Regions from separate parts of the Mus musculus genome. Here region 1 is linked to region 2. Evidence: chromatin loops called from intact Hi-C (ENCODE). Cell type or tissue: heart. All regions are shown on one strand. Links, peaks and the distances in the headings refer to the core of each region. The heading gives the core; the rest is flanking DNA. Region 1 has its middle 42 kb from the start of Lin28b. Region 2 overlaps Prep (prolyl endopeptidase).

Region 1 (2,927 bases), core at 224-2,723, 410 kb after region 2:
ATAACAACAAAATATATCTTAAAATACTTATTCTGTTTGTTGAATATTAACAGTTGAATATATTAAAATCATGTTCTACAAAATAAAATAATGAGAGCTAGGAGATATATTTGTTGAGGTCTGCTCCCCTAGCATAGTTGTAACCATTTTATTCCATGACCATCAGCTATTTCACAGTGTTCTTGTGATATACCTGTCAGTCATTGACACTAAAAAATAATTTGGCTCAGAGTAAGGTCATGCTAACTATATACTCTGTTATGTTATGATTTGCTCATCTTAAGAGATTCCACAACTATAAGATTCATATAGAACCCATCAAATTGAAGGTCAATTTGAACTGTTATATCCAAAATGGCTTGAATTAGGGCCAGACATTGAGCAGCACTTTCATCATCTTAATGTGAACTCATTGTGGTTTTTGCGGTTTTAGCCTTTATAAACTGGCCCTGAGAAATGGACAGCCTCTGGCTTTGAGCTCTCGAGCCTGAGCTGTTGCCCTGGTTGATCAGTACTTAGGTGTGTGTTCAATAAACCATCCCTGTCTGACTGAGATCGGTGCCTGTGTAGTTTGTGAAGTAACTCCTTGTCCCCAACAGTAGGTAGTATGGCGCTTGCTCATGTGCAGTGTGTGCAGCATTCTAAATCCAATGCACAAGACTGTTTAAATGAAGAAACTCCAACGTGATGACCCATAAGAGGAAGAAAGTATAGAGAGCTCACATGGGGGTTCTTTTGAGAAGAGGAATATCTTGCTTTAGCAGCGTGATGAATATTTCAAATCATAGATTCCAAATCTACTTACTTGGTTTTTCATACAAGGCACTGTCTATGATGAACCCTCATGTCAAGAATTTTGCCCTTGATCTGTTGTGACAAACTACCAGTTTATAGATGGACCTTTTACAAAAATGATGATTTAAAAACAAACAAACAAATGTTTTTTTTTTCTTAAAATGAGATCTTAATTATTTTTTCTTTCTTTTTTACACGTGTTTACTCTATGCATTGTGGATGTATGGGTGAAGTGCCGCACGTAGGGGGGTGAGATGTCAACATATATGAGTTGGTTCTCTGTATCATGTTAGTTCCAGGAATCAGACTCAAGTTAACAGGCTTGGTAGCTAGTTTCTCTACCCACTAAGACATGTTGCTACTCCAAGAACTTTATCCATATTTCAGAGGTTGTTGCCAACTGCAGTAGCATACACCTTTATCTATTATTCTTATTTCTTCTTATTATTATTATCATTACCACTATTACTTTTTGAGACAGGGTTTCTGTGTATAACCTTGGCTGATCCTGTGTCAAACAAACAAACAAAACAACAAAAATTGTCACTGAATTGGGTTTATTCTATTGCTGTCTAAATACTTCATCTATTTCGAGTCATATTTGCTCTCTGGTCTTTTAAAAAACATAAACCATAATCATGATTTAAACCTTGATAAAGATTAAGGCAACATAAGCATATTGTTGAAATTATAATTCTTAAATGCTGACATCTAGTGGTTGCTGCTAGCTGTTGATTCAGATAGTCTTCATTTGGCTGCATCACATGTGGAATAAAAAATTCAGAGGTAACTAAGCAAAAAGTGGAGGCACGCAGCTTTAATCCCTGAGAAGCCTGGCTGATCTCAGGAGTTTAAGGCCAGAAACTAGAAGGTTTTTTAAAATTTAGCTAATATTATTATTTCTCCATATGAATCTCCATACATCTCAAGTAATTATTAGGGAAAATGATTTTGAAACTTTGAAATTAAACCAAACTTTGCTTTTTCTTACTTTCTGTGGTATTGAGATTAAAACACAGAGCCTTCTATGTTCTAGACAGGCACACTGCCCCTGAGCTATACACGTACCCCCAAATGTACACTTGTTTTCCCCTGTATATGTTCCACTTACAAGTTAATCACACCATCCTGAAACATATAATTGGATTCCAGCAGAAGCATAGAAAAAAAAAGGCGAGAATTCCCAGGAAACAGACAAGTCTTCCCAACTTGCTGAAACAAAAAGATAGGGAAGGCCTTTTTTTCTCTTTTTTTCTTTCTTTTTTTAATCTCAGGCTCTCCTTTAACCACTATGAAGGTAGCAATGATCTTGACTTTTTTTAAAAGTTTACTTTGTTTTCAAATTGAAAATAGATTATTTTCTCATACAATATATCCTGAATATATATTCCCTTTCACTCCTCCCAATTCCTCTTCTCCTCTGCTCGACTCTAGATCTATTCCTATTCTGTCTCTCATTAGAAAAGAGCAGGCTTCTTAAAGATAACAACTAACCATGACAAAATAAAATAAAAGATGAAGCAAAAACTTTCTTATTGAAGTTGGACACGCCAACCCAACTGGAGGAAAAGATTCTCAAGAGCAGGCCCAAGAATCAGAGACACAGTCATTCTCACAGTCAGGAGCCCCATAAAAACACTAAGCTAATATTAGTACCATAAAATATTAAGCAAATATTAGTAGCATTTGATTGTAGTTCAAAGTTTTTGTGTTAGATTGTTGTTTGAATTTTGCTTTCAATAGGCTGCAGAGTACCTTTCCACACCGTCTTGGTTAGGATTTTATTGTTGTGAACAGATGCCATGACCAAGGCAACTCTTATAAAGGAAAACATTTAATTGGGGCTGGCTCAACTTTCAGAGGTCAGTCCATTATTGTCAGGGCAGCAGGCAGGCAGATATGGTACCAGCTGGAGAAGTAACTGACAGTTCTGCTTCAGGATTCACAGGCAGTAGGAAGAGCCTTGATGGGTACCTTGATGCTCACTGCCAGTGACACACATAATCCAACAAGAACACACCTATTTCAACAAGGCCACATCTCCTAATAATGCCACTTCTTATGAACCTATGGGGGCCAATTTCTTTCAAACGACAATATACACCAGAGAGACTAAAATGTAGGGGTGAAGG
Region 2 (2,927 bases), core at 153-2,652:
GCTAAGGAACTATTGTTCCTAATTAATTTTTAGTGGAGAAAGGTATTTTTTTCTAATCTGTACATTCAGAGGAAAATCATGTAGACATAGTTTTGAGATTGACAGCTTGAACGTTGAAAATACAAAGGTGTTTCCAGTTAGGCAAATTATGCGACTCTGTGATGATCACCAAGAGGACGACACCTGTCTTAACTGTCATTGTGACAGCGGTGTGCCCTGGGACCCCTGCCTTAGACTGACTGTGACCTGCTGGGGCTGTTAGTCTGGTGGTGCTGGGATGCTCCTGGGATACTCCAGAAGCAGCTGCTCGCCAAGGTCTGGTGCTCTCGCGCGAACGTTGCTGTTCTGTTTTTCCATTGACTGAGGCGCTGCAGCTGAAGGCCTGTCACTTGTGATTGATGTGGCCTGGCTCGAAGCAGCTGCACAGTTTCTGTCTGTTTTCAAAGGACAAGAGAACAAAAGCCTGAACTAATTAATGTTAAAGAGGCTGTTTTGCATAATATCTAATAAAATTATAATTGTGATTACTGATGCTTTTAATATAGGACTGTCTAAAAAGGTGGGGCTAACATGACGAGCATTAGTTTGTTAGCTTAGTAAAAGCAGAAAAGAAATGAAATGTGTGACTCTGATCAGTCGGAAGTGAAAAAGGGTCATAAAGAAATTGACTTTGAGGTGTAGTTGTACATACCTGTAATCCTAACACTCAGTAAGTGGAGCCAGAAGGACCAGGAAGGAACTGAAGGCCATCTGTGGTGGCATAGTGAGTTCAAGGCCAGCCTGAGCTTCATGAGATTCTGTCTTTAAAATATATGTGTGTGTGTGTATGTATGTATGTATGTATATGTATATTATATGTATATATGTATACACACACATATACACAGACACGCAACATGCGCGCACTCACACACACACAGGTCTGGGAATGAAACTGAGCATTTTATTCTCACCAAACTGAGGATCCAGAGAGACTGAAGGTGTGTGTGGTGGTGGCGACTTCCTGGGAAGAGTCACAGGGATTTGCTTTTGGATCACTCTGTGGCTTCTATCAGGATGCATGCGCATTGAATGGGGCTCCCTAATTCAGGCTGAGCTCAACACCCAGGAGCTATAAACCACTAACCGCTTGACAAGGCTTGGTGACAGCGTTATGACAAAAGTCACAAAGCCTTATCAGCACCTAGGGAGTCAGTGGTCCCTAGAGAGCGAGAGCTTGTGCAGTCAGGCTGCAGACCTGAGCCAGCAAAGCTGGAGAGCAAGTGGGAATGGGGCCAACTGGTTTGCCAGAAAATTAATTGATTCAAAACATTTTACAGGCAGATTAGAGAGAAAAAGTCCTGACGACGTTCCAAGTCACAGAGTCCAATTCAGAAGTCACCACATGGCCGATGAAGCACAATAATGTGACCTGGAGCCAGGAAAATCCTTAATCATACGGATAGATTCAGAAATGGCAAATGAGTTAGCAAAGACTTTAAAAATTATAGAAATAATTTACAACGGCTTTTAGAAAACGTTATACAGGACCAAGTGAAGCTCATTGTTTGACATGCCAAGATAGAGATGAGGGTGTTTTTAAAATGTAAATGAGGGGAAATGCTGAAAAAAAAAAAAAAGGTACTTTTGTTAAAATACACAAACCACAGATCCAAGGAGCACAGCAAATCCCAAGAACACTGTTAAGGCCAAGTCTGTAGTAATCTACTTACAAATAAGTGAAAGTAACAAGAAAATACCAAGAGCCTCCAGATAACACACACACACACACACACACACACACACACAGATAATGTCAAATGAAATGACAGCTCTGAGGCATTGCCAGTGAGCTGTGCTAAGGGGCCTCCCCCAGTGCTATTTTTAAAACTACAGACCTTCACCACATGTCCTGCCCCCTTTGCTAAGATTTCTTCCTATTATTTGTGGCACTTGTTGATGTGTAATATGTGGCATAGTTCCATGCTTACGTGTGATTGTCTCCTTCGTCTGGTGTGACATTTTCTGTGAGTTTACTGACACATCATTAATATACATAAATAAAACATGAGTTTGTACATATAGATACTTAGAATATGTCTATGAAATGACCAAATTAAAGGATCACAGGTAGAAAGTGTAGCAAGGCTCTTATACGGAACAAGAGTCAACAGTGTGACCCTGATATAGCTGTCTCGTGTGAGGCTATGCCAGTGCCTGGCAAATACAGAAGTGGATGCTCACAGTCATCTATAAGATGGAACACAGGGCCCCTAGAGAAAGAACCCAAGGAGCTGAAGGGGTCTGCAACCTATAGGTGGAACAACAATATGAACTAACCAGTACCCCCAGAGCTTGTGTCTCTAGCTGCATATGTAGCAGAAGATGGCCTAATCAGCCATCACTGGGAAGAGAGGCCCCTTGGTTTTGCAAACTTTATATGCCCCAGTACAGGGGAATGCCAGGGCCAAGAAGCAGGAGTGGGTGGGTAGGGGAGAAAGGTGGAAGGAGGGTATAGGGAACTTTCAGGATAGCATTTGAAATGTATATAAAGAAAATATCTAATAAAAAAAATAAATAAAGTTAAAAGAGTCAACAGTGTGTGTGTGTGTGTGTCTGTCTGTCTGCATGCGTGTGCATGCATTCATGTGTCTGCATGCATTCGTGTGTGTGTGTGTGTGTGTGTGTGTGTGTGTGTGCGTGTGTGCGCGCGCCCACTCATTTAAGAGACATTACTACAGAAGCATCTTGATTAACCAGATATCTGAACACTGTGGCTCAGCCAAGTTGACATAAAGTTTACAATCATACGACTGTAGAGATACCGAATTTCATACACTGCAGCCAGGTAATCACAGAAGTCACTACAGTTGTCTAATAAGGTTGAGTATATACATATCCAGTGACTGGTTACTTCCGTTTTAGGTCTCCCACCTGGGAAGTACTTT

What was found. Peaks named below come from ENCODE experiments on the same cell type or tissue, not always from the same donor. Only the 100,000 strongest peaks of a DNase experiment are listed, where the experiment ranks them.
Region 1: a loop joins it to region 2, with 6 times the contacts of the local background. A loop is called at or near these places in 4 of 42 quality-filtered maps.

The regions. Positions count from the first base shown.
Region 1 is chr10:45,510,450-45,513,376 of GRCm38, forward strand. No RefSeq gene overlaps it. Among named protein-coding and RNA genes, the nearest start is that of Lin28b, 42 kb to the left of the region's middle. In heart, for the core only: a CTCF peak has its summit at 1,512 (motif pointing left); no DNase peak of the experiment used is centred there.
Region 2 is chr10:45,103,076-45,106,002 of GRCm38, forward strand. All of the region lies in intron 6 of Prep (prolyl endopeptidase), which reads left to right. Among named protein-coding and RNA genes, the nearest start is that of Prep, 37 kb to the left of the region's middle. In heart, for the core only: no CTCF peak of the experiment used is centred there; a DNase peak (open chromatin) is centred at 1,166; H3K27ac peaks cover 1,776 bases.